2 separate regions of the Homo sapiens genome follow, and region 2 is linked to region 1. The links are chromatin loops, found by intact Hi-C in ENCODE. Cell type or tissue: PC-3. All regions are shown on one strand.

Region 1 (5,000 bases):
TCCAGAGTGGGTCATGTTCACGTGTACGTTGGATCCTGTCCATCCACTGCTCAAACCCTCTCAAGGTTATCTGCCTCTGCTATAGTAAAAGCCAAAGTCCTTGCTTTGACTTCTAAGGCCCTCCATGATCTGCTCCCCATGACTTCTCTGTCTTTATTCCCCTCTACTATCCCCCTTGGTCAATCTTCTCTAGCCACATGAGCTTCCTTGCTGTTGCTTGAATACAGTAAGCACACTCCTGTCTTAGGGCCATTGTACTTGCTGTTCCCTTTGCCTGGAATGCTGTTCCAGCAGATGGCTGCTTGTCTTGATCTCTCACTTCCTTAAGTTACCTTCTCAGAGCAGCCTTCCCTGCCCAGCCTACCTAAAATTTCAGCTCCTTTGATCGACTCTTATTCTTCTTCCTTGTCTTATTCCCCTCTTAGTACTTTCCATTACCCAGCATGCTCTATAGTTTACATATCTGTTTTTTGTTTGTCTCCCCACTGAAATGAAAGCTCTGTGAAGGCAAGGATTTCTGTCCTTTTTATTCCCTGTTCTATCCCTAGAGCCTAGAGAACTGTGCCCAAAACATAGCAAACTCTTAATAAACATTCACTGTTCAATGGGTAGTCATCATAGTGATTGACACTGCATATTGATTTTCAAATTTAGAATCAGCACTTAGGAAAATAACAGAAGATAATTATGATTACAGAACAGTATGTAAATGCTTTCAACCTTAAGGATGGTACAGTATGATGACAGAGGTTTGGAGGTGATCAGGGAAGGAGAGGTGAAAAGAAGGGAAAGGACACCAATGTCTTCATCTTGCAAAGTATCAGAAACAAGAGACTGGCTCTGATGGTTAGAAAATGAAGTAAACTTATAAGCACAAAATTGAAAGTTGTAACTTATGGTTGTAAGCATAACTGATAGAACTAGAAACAATGAATTAACATGGGAGAGAGATGGAAGTGATGATATGAATCATAACTTTGAGTTCATCAATAATATTGGCAATGTCTGCTTTTGTCTGATTTCCCTAGAACACAGAGCCCGAGGCAAAGCTTAAGTGCTTACGCTTTTGTCGGGAGGTACAGACCCAGCTCTGCGAGAGCCAGGGGAAAAGGAAGAGAGGCAGGGAAGGAATGGCAGCAAGTACAAGGTGATGAATGACTGCACTGGCCATTGCTTCATGAAGAGCCACGAAAAAACAGAGCCGGTTTCTCAGCAGGTGGCTGGCTGCTCAGTCACAAAGGACCTCTTTGGACAGGCTTTATGGAAATACTGTGCCTAGGACAGTCGCTCAAAGGCAGGAGGGAGAGAAAATGCATCTGCAAGCTCACTTTGTCTTCTTTCTTCTGCTGGTCAAAATTTGCTGGCTGGGGCAGTTAACGCCCTCACACATCCGAGTTGTGTCACCTGGCCCCTTTGGTAGCCACTGGGGAAGCCAGATCTAGGCATGTGGCCTGATGGCTCCTGCGGTGGAACCACATGCTCACACTCAGTCAGTCACCACTGGGATGCCCTGGGCAGGGCAGGCTGAGTGGCTGGGAGATAGCTGAGCCTAAGATATCTAAGCAAGCACCTGTGATGTATGCACTGCAGTGTCCAAATGTGAAAAAGCAAGAAAGGGAGATAGAAGCATATTTTTTTCTGGAGAGAAGGAGGAAACCACCAGGAGAATACAAACAGAAAAAAGGTAAGGTGGTTGTCTCTGGAGGTGGGAAAGAGGTTGGAGAGCAGAATGTTGCATCTTATTATTATTAGCATTCCTGCACAATTTTTTAAATGCATGGATACATTGATAGAAATCACTTTTTAAAAACTCAAAAACTAGGTTTTATCACTCCTCTTTCCCAAATTCTTCAATGGTGTCCCATTGCTTTTAGGATAATTGAAACAGATTGAGCAACACTATTTTTCTGTGGGAATATTAGCTCTTAGACACTGCAAGTTAATATTGTTGTTATTTATATAGCCTAAGTTTGTTCTATTAAAAATTTACTATTCAGGCTGGGTGCAGTGGCTCTTGCCTGTAATCCTAGCACTTTGGGAGGCCAGGGTGCGTGGATCACTTGAGCCCAGGAGTTCCAGAATGGGCCTGGTCAACATGGCAAGATCCCATCTCTACAAAATTTTTTTTTTAATTAGCTGGGCATTGTGGCAGGTGCCTGCAGTCCCTGCTACTTGGGAGGCTGAGGTGGGAGGATCGCTTGTGCTTAGGAGGTCGAGATTGCAATGAGCTGTGATTGCACTATTGCACTCCAACCTGGGCAACAGAGCAGGACTGTGTCTCAAAAAAAAAAAAAAATCACTATTGAAATACTCAGTGAAGTATCAGTGATTTTGTAGTAAGCTTCCACAAGTACAATATTTAAGGGAAAAAAAGTGCAGCTGCTCATTTTGATTTTAGGGGGTTTCAGTTCTGAACTAAAGTCCCTGAATATCAAGGTCCTGCTGGCCTCTCCTGGCTCACAGTGAGTGACTTCCTCTTTCTTTCTGCTCAAACCATATTGGCTCCTTTTCTGCTTGTTGGACCCCTGAGTCTTTCTTCCACTTCAGGCTTTTGCACCAGGAGCTCCCTTTATGCCCATGACTCCTCTCCTCAACCCATCCTCCAACACGCCTAGTCCAGTATTTACCAAGCTTCAGGTTTACACCTAACACCTTCATGTTTGCCCTTTCTGTGTAATGCGTACTCTATTATTTTTCTTATGATCTTTTTTACATTGACAGCTTTTAAAACTTAAATACATTTATTTTACAAGGAAATTTTATATGCCAACGTAAATGGAAAGCCAATTTCACTGGCCACAAATAATGCAAAACCATAAAATACAGAATAATGACAATAATATATCTGTGTACCACTAGTTTCTGTAACATACTTTGCAACACCCTAGTTTAATTACTTTTTACTCATTGTTGAGTTATTTATTAGCTTAAATATTGCTTTGTTTTAGGGAAGTCTTCTCTAACTGCTTGGACTAGACCAAGCTCCTATGCAGCACATTCCTGGACCATGACTGCATAACATTTGTGAGCTACGCAGCACTCATAGTTACATATTTGTGTGATTATTTTACAGTGTTTGCCTTGCCAACTGGACTTAAGCTTCATGAGAACAGGATTTGTATTAATTTTGCTCCCCTCACATCTGTGCTGACCACAGCGTGAGCCTATTGTTAATGCTTAAAAAATACCTACGGAATGAATAAGTGAATACCTGTATGAAATTATCACCTGAGAGCAACCAACTTCCTTTGTTTTGCTTCCATGCCCACCAATACGTCTTCTAACTACAATGAAGTTTCCTCAAATTCCTCTTCTTTTTTTTAGAGACAGGGTCTTTCAGTCTGTCACCCAGGCTGGAGTGCAGTGGCTCAATCATAGCTCACTGTAACCTCCAATTCCTGGGCTCCAATGATCCTTCTGCCTCAGCCTCCTAAGTAGCTAGAACTACAGGCACATATCACCATGCACAACTAATTTCTTGAAAAATTTTTGTAGCCCAGGAGTTCCAGACCAGCCTGGTCAACATGGCAAGATCCCATCTCTACACTATATTGCCCAGGCTGGTCTCAAACTCCTGGGCTCAAGCAATCCTCCTGCCTCAGCCTCCTGCATAGCTGGGACTACACATTTGCATCACTGTACTCAGCTCTGAAATTATTTTTGAAAGAAAGCAGGGTAAATATAAGTAATGTATGAATAAATGAATAGATGGATTTCAGGAAGAGGGTGGCCTGGAGTGGCAAATCATAGTTACCAAAATGACTGCAACAGTCTCTCCCATTCCACGTGTTCTGCAGAGGGACTTTGTCACTCCCACATCAAGAGACAGAATCTGGCCGGGCACGGTGGCTCATGCCTGTAATTCCAGCACTTTGGGAGGCTGAAGCAGGCAGATCACTTGAGGTCAGGAGTTCGGGACCAGCCTGGCCAACATGGTGAAACCCCATCTCTACCAAAAATACAAAAATTAGCTGGGCATGGTGGCACATGCCTGTAAGCCCAGCTACTCAAGAGGCTGAGGCACAAGCATCGCTTGAACCCGGGAAGCGGAGGTTGCAGTGAGCTGAGATTGTGCCACTGCACTCCAGCCTGGGTGATGGAGAACTCTGTCTCAAAACTAAATAAATTAAAAAAGAAAAAAAGACACAGAATCTAATTCCCTCCTTTTGAATATATATTAGTCTAAGTGACTCACTTGAACCAACAAATGTGACTTCCAAAGCTAATCAGAAAGGTCAGTCAGCTTCCACCTTTCTCTTAGAACATTCACGGCCTGGCTGTGCCTCTCAGGACACTCCCTCACCGGGCCCAGCCACCATGCTGTGAAGAGCCAAGCCACATGGGAAAGCCACGTGGCAGGTTTTCTGGTTGCCAGCTCCAGCTGAGCCCAGTCTTCAAGCCACCCTAGCCCAGGCAACAGACATGTGAGTGGGGCAGCCGCCAGGTGATTCCTGCCCCTAGTCATTCCAGTTTTCCCAACTGACACCCTAGATATTGTGGGGCAAAAATAGACCATCCTTGTTGTACTGTATCTGAATTCCTGACCCACAGAATCTGTGAGCACAGTAAGATAACTATTGTCTACACCACTAAGTTTTGGGGGTGGTTTGTTGTGGAGTAATAGATAACCAGAACAGAATTTGGTACCTGGAAGTGGGATTCTCCCATAACAAAAACCCAAAACATAAGCGAAAGCAATCAGCTTTTGACTAGTCAGCAGAAAGAAGCTTGTGGAAATAAAGGAAGATCAACCAAATGAGAATAACCAAAGGCTATTTATTTAGAGCTTGCTGTAGCAAGGGAGCCAGCTGCCATTACTTGCATTTGGGAAGACACTCAAAAGCAGGCGGGAGTGGGAAAGCTTTTAGTGGAAAAAAGGGAAGGCTTTGGGTATGCCCTATTGGAGGCTGCTGGCATTGGGAAGCTTTAGTTAGGCTAACTAGAAGTGGGGCATCCTCTTTGACTGGTTAGACTGCACATTTGGCTTTCCCTGGTTGGCT
Region 2 (5,000 bases), 370 kb after region 1:
GTTGTTTTTTTTTTTTTTTTTTTTTTTTTTTGAGACAGGGTCTCACTCTGTTGCCCAGGCTGGAATGCAGTGGTGCAATCACAGTTTGCTGCAGCCTCAAACTCCTGGGCTCAAGTGATCCTGCCATGTCAGCCTCCGGGGACTACAGGCATGTGCCACCATGCACGGCTAATTTTTCTTTTATTTTTTATTATTTATTTAATTTTTTTAGTAGAGATGAGGTCTTGCTATAGTGACCAGCCTGGTCTCAAACTCCTGGGCTCAAGTGATCCTCCTATCTCAGCCTCCCAACGTGCTGGGATTACACGTGTGAGCCACCACACCCTGCCAAGCCAGTGGTTTTAATCACCACATTGCACTGCCTGCCGGGTGGCCATAACTGTGCAGAAAAATGATGAGCGGGTAATTAGGCCTCAATCATCTATATACTCACCTCAATTTTTCTGTTTTTTTTTTTTTCTGCTTTAACTTGAAAAACCACAGCTTTAAATATATTGATTTATCAGCATGGAATGATATTTGAGAGTTTTTCCTGGTGGGCTGAAAAACATCTATGTAGCCAGCTCCTTGCCAGTTGCTAAGAGGAAGTAATAGTACAAGAGAGGTGGCAGGTTAAGTGTCAATTACGTGCACTGTGTTTCCTTTGGAATTAATTTTCCCACATCCTAAGGAAGTGTCTGTTTAAAGTGTTGATACCTATTTGTGAGGTTGTATTTTTTTTTAATGATAGTTCAAAGAAACACAAACCACTGAGTGAAACTCAAGATTACAAAGACCCTGTGAGAAGCCTTTGCCACCACATGAGGCTTCTGACATCAAAGGAGTTAACAAAGATAAAGAGAAATTAGAGAAAGGGGATGAGAGAGGCTGGTGTTACAATTTTCTATGGTAAAAGAAGAAAGGTTTTGGTTTTTTTTTTTTTTTTTTTTTTTTAGACACTGTCTTGCTCTGTCGCCCAGGCTGGAGTGCAGTGGCGCGATCTCAGCTCACTGCAACTTCCGCCTCCCAGGTTTAAGCAATTCTCCTGCCTCAGCCTCCCGAGCAGCTGGGATTACAGGTGCCTGCCACTATGCCCAGCTAATTTTCTGTATTTTTAGTAGAGACAGGGTGTCACCATGTTGGCCAGGCTGTTCTCAAACTCCTGACCTTGTGATTCATCCACCTCGGCCTCCCAAAGTGCTGGGATTACAGGCGTGAGCCACCGCACCTGGCCTGTTCTTTTTCTTTTTGAAAAAAAAAGAAAAAAAAAGAGAGAGAGAGAGAGAGCATAGATCTGGACAGGCAAAGTCAGGCAAATATGAAAATCCAGATAGCTTGGCAAATGAAGTCTTAGAAATCATTCCATGGCAAATCCTAGAACAGGGAGACAAGGAGGAGATGCTGGATTTGACTCATACCCTTTAGATGTTGGGTTTGTTTTTTGCTTGGTTTGTATTTTCTTTTACTTCGTCTTCATTTTTGGTGGTGGTGGTGCTGTGTGTGTGTGTGTGTGTGTGTGTGTGTGTGTGTGTGTGTGTGTGTGTGTAGGTGGGTGGTAGGGGTGGTGGCTGGTGTATAGGAACCAAAACAAGGAAGAAAAGAGATTTCAGCTCCCTGGGGCTTAAACACAAGTTCCTGCTGCTTCAAAAAGACCCCAAGTCACAAGAATTTCTCTGCATTTCTCTACTCTGTAGGGAGGCCATAGAAACAGAAAAGGCAGTGGAAAAAGGAAACAAGTAGGAAAAAAAATCCCCTCTGAGCTATCCAAAAGGGAACCTGGTGGAGAAAAATCAGCAAAATATAGTCACCTTGATACTACGCCTCCAGCTCCAAGAGTTTGGATGCCAATGTTTGGCTTTTTGATTAGTAAACAGTTTTCTGCAGAATACATGAATATTTCCAGAACTTGTAACTTATGATATTTTATTTTCTTCACCTCCAGTACTTCCAATGTTCTTTTAATAATAATGGACTGGAGCTTATCTACATCCTGGATGGTTTCATAAAACCAAATAATTGCTGAGCATAGGAAGCAGGTTTATTTGCATTTAATTTTTTTTAAAGAGAAATTCTGCCACCCTCTGGACAGAAATTGAAGATCTATTTCTTAGAGATTTACCAGGGAATACTGTTTAAAGCACTTGCCCCTGAAAATAAACATTTGTATAAAAATCTACCTTCTAAAAAAAAAGAGGATGAGGTAGGGTAGGAATCACAGTTGCTTTAGATAGCATAAGAAATACCTGAAAAATGTTACTTAAAAATACCAAATCGACTCTAAAGAGTTTGAAACTAAAGAGAAAATGGTCTCAGAGCACATTAGAGAAACAGCCTTCGGTGTTTAGCTCATAATCTTTCCAAAATCACTTTACAGCCTGCATTACTGCTCTTCAGTCTACAATGGCCAAGTAAAGGTGTTTCACACAATGTCAGCCATGGTTGCTTTCATACGGTTACCTCTATTGGTAAAAAAAAAAAAAAAAAATCCAAATTTCTGTTAAATGTAAATATATATATTTGTTGATTTTTTAACTAAAGCTAACTGAACACCAGGGCAGAGTAAGATTTCAGCCACTTGAGAGAAATTGGCCATAAGAGCACAAATGGGCAGTTTGTTTCTGAAGTTCTCCTGCTCTCATCCACTGGGCATGGAGTACTTAATGTCATGTAAATAAAACTCTTAAAAATGCAGGAATGTAATAACTACCAGTAATAATGCTGGGCAAATCAAAACACATGACATGACATTTTTATAAACAACCACAGGGAGAAAGAAGAAAGAGAGTACAGTACCTGGTTTTAGCAACAGGATTTTGATGCTTCTGGTCTTGGAGAACCTTGGCCAGCTGTTTTTGCAGAAACAGAACTTTTCCATGTACTCCTTTAATAAATGGGTGGTCAAGGAGATGTGTGACGGAAGGTCGCCTTTCAAAATCCTTAATAAGACACCTGTTTGCAAAAACCAACAAACAATCCAAAGTACAATCTTAGACACCCTGTTCCCCTATGAATATGGGAGATGGAGAGAAGGTAAAAGCTCATTTATAAAACCTGATCATTGGTTAATGATACACAGCTCTCTCTTTAATTAATATGTACCAGAAAACAGAAAAATAGTAATTCTCTATTAGTTGAATTAATTAAAACATCAGAAATCTGTCTTCGTTTGTTTTAAGCAAAGTTGAAAACACAATTTGTACCATCAACTTGAAGTACTCAAAACACTAAAAATATAGACTGCTCAATTTTCTATCCGCATTTTCATTAGAGAAAAATATTTTCAGTGGAGTCAAGTTGATTTGTATGTATACTTTCTTTTAGAAATACGTAGAATTAAATACTATCACCTCAATTAAATCCTAATATATGAAATGCCCCTTGTTTACCGGCAGGGAAAAGGCATCTAGGTGTTAAAAGGAAAAAAACTAATCATAAAGAAACCTTCACAGAAACGCTGGCGCTTGATTTCTAATGTCTTCTGAAGAACCAGAAAAACCACAGAACAGGAAGTGAGTACAATATAATTCAGATGAATTGGAATAGAATTATACAAACAGGGAACAAAAAGTCCATTCGAAATGATAAAAATTGGGTTGCATTTAAACTCTTCTGTGGTTAATTGGTTAAAATCATACCGGCATAACTACTTTCTGTTTTAGATTCAAAATCCTTTTCAAAGCAATGATTCAGTACATTTTGCTGCACCTTCTGTGTTATTCAAGATGATTTGGATACAGGGAAATTTCTAGTGAAATTGAATCTGACGAATATCCCTCCAACTGCCATCACATTTCTATTCTGCGTACCTGCCCTTGGCGAGAGGAAGAAATTTTAACATCTACCCTTTTAAGCCACTTGTCCTTAAGCCCACATTGGAGGCTTAGGATAAATGGATGCCATTCTGCCCAATCCATGAAATAAACGTCTTTAGTTTTCTCAACAGTGGAATGCCAGCAGCATCTAACATACAACGTATTTTTAATGAAATTCACTGACAAATGTTAAAAAACTTCAGCCTCACCTTGAACATCTTTTCAAAACACTTAAGCAGAGTTCTTGAAACAATCCTCAAAAGTTAAATTTACAAAAAAGCTTTGGTTTCTGCAGTTTTCAGTTCAAAACACTTTCATATCCCTTACCTTCTAGTCCTGAAAAGATATTCGGTAAATCTCCCAGTTACTCCATTTTATAATTGATTCAGGGGATTCCCTATCTATTGGAACTGGAGCTTTCAGCCAGAAAAGCCAACGGAACCTAAATTATCTCCATTCAGCTGCTTGCAGGACTATAAATACCACCTCTGCCTTGCCATGGGAAGAAATACATCATTTGACTTTTATAGGTTCAGGGCTTTTTGTATAATCTATTATTTTTCTGTGAAAAATAAAAAATCAGTGCATATGCTTTAAGAAGACTGTGTTCATGTCTTTACATCAGCAATCTTCCCTTGATTCCTTGTATATTCATCTCTATATGTAACTATCAAAGTTAATATGCTTAGATATTATGCAAAAATGCTAATAACCATGTTTCCTGAAAAAAGAGGGAACCCAAGAGGTAGTTATACTGTCAGTAACATAGGTGTATGGCCCAGTCCTCCTAGCATTAGGAATAGTGTATAAAAACTCCTAAGATAAACATAGCCCCTATGTCCTCTGAGAGTTCCTACTGAAGATGCACCCGGTAGTTGTGCACACCCCCAGGAACCTCAGAGGGAACGGGTAGGATGGGAGTCCAGGAACTGCTGGATCTGAAGCTAAGCCTGCTTACTGATTTCTTAATAAGTCACATTATGTCTGTTTCTCATCACCAAATAGGCATATCAGTATTGAAGTATTTCCCAAACATGGGGAGAGAAATTTCTTGTTTCCTCACATAATATTCATCCCACCCATCCGTCACCCTCCCCACATTTTTGTTTTGGCTTTCTTCCTGTGTTAATTGTTGAAGCGTCATCTGACTACCAGGAAATGCTCATTGAAAAGAAAGAATGAACAAAAGGACCAGGGGTCCCTCAATAG

What was found. A loop is a pair of places that touch in the nucleus more often than their neighbours do. Peaks named below come from ENCODE experiments on the same cell type or tissue, not always from the same donor. Only the 100,000 strongest peaks of a DNase experiment are listed, where the experiment ranks them.
Region 2: a loop joins it to region 1, with 2.3 times the contacts of the local background. A loop is called at or near these places in 1 of 110 quality-filtered maps.

The regions. Positions count from the first base shown.
Region 1 is chr2:170,737,316-170,742,315 of GRCh38, reverse strand. The region is part of intron 1 of ERICH2-DT (ERICH2 divergent transcript); the gene reads left to right. Among named protein-coding and RNA genes, the nearest start is that of SP5, 24 kb to the right of the region's middle. In PC-3, no CTCF peak of the experiment used is centred here; a DNase peak (open chromatin) is centred at 3,095; H3K4me3 peaks cover 1,054 bases; H3K27ac peaks cover 2,794 bases.
Region 2 is chr2:170,367,150-170,372,149 of GRCh38, reverse strand. It overlaps MYO3B (myosin IIIB), which reads right to left. Exons shown (of 35, transcript NM_138995.5): 9 at 2,773-2,928. Among named protein-coding and RNA genes, the nearest start is that of MYO3B-AS1, 19 kb to the right of the region's middle. In PC-3, a CTCF peak has its summit at 2,053 (motif pointing left); no DNase peak of the experiment used is centred here; H3K4me3 peaks cover 465 bases.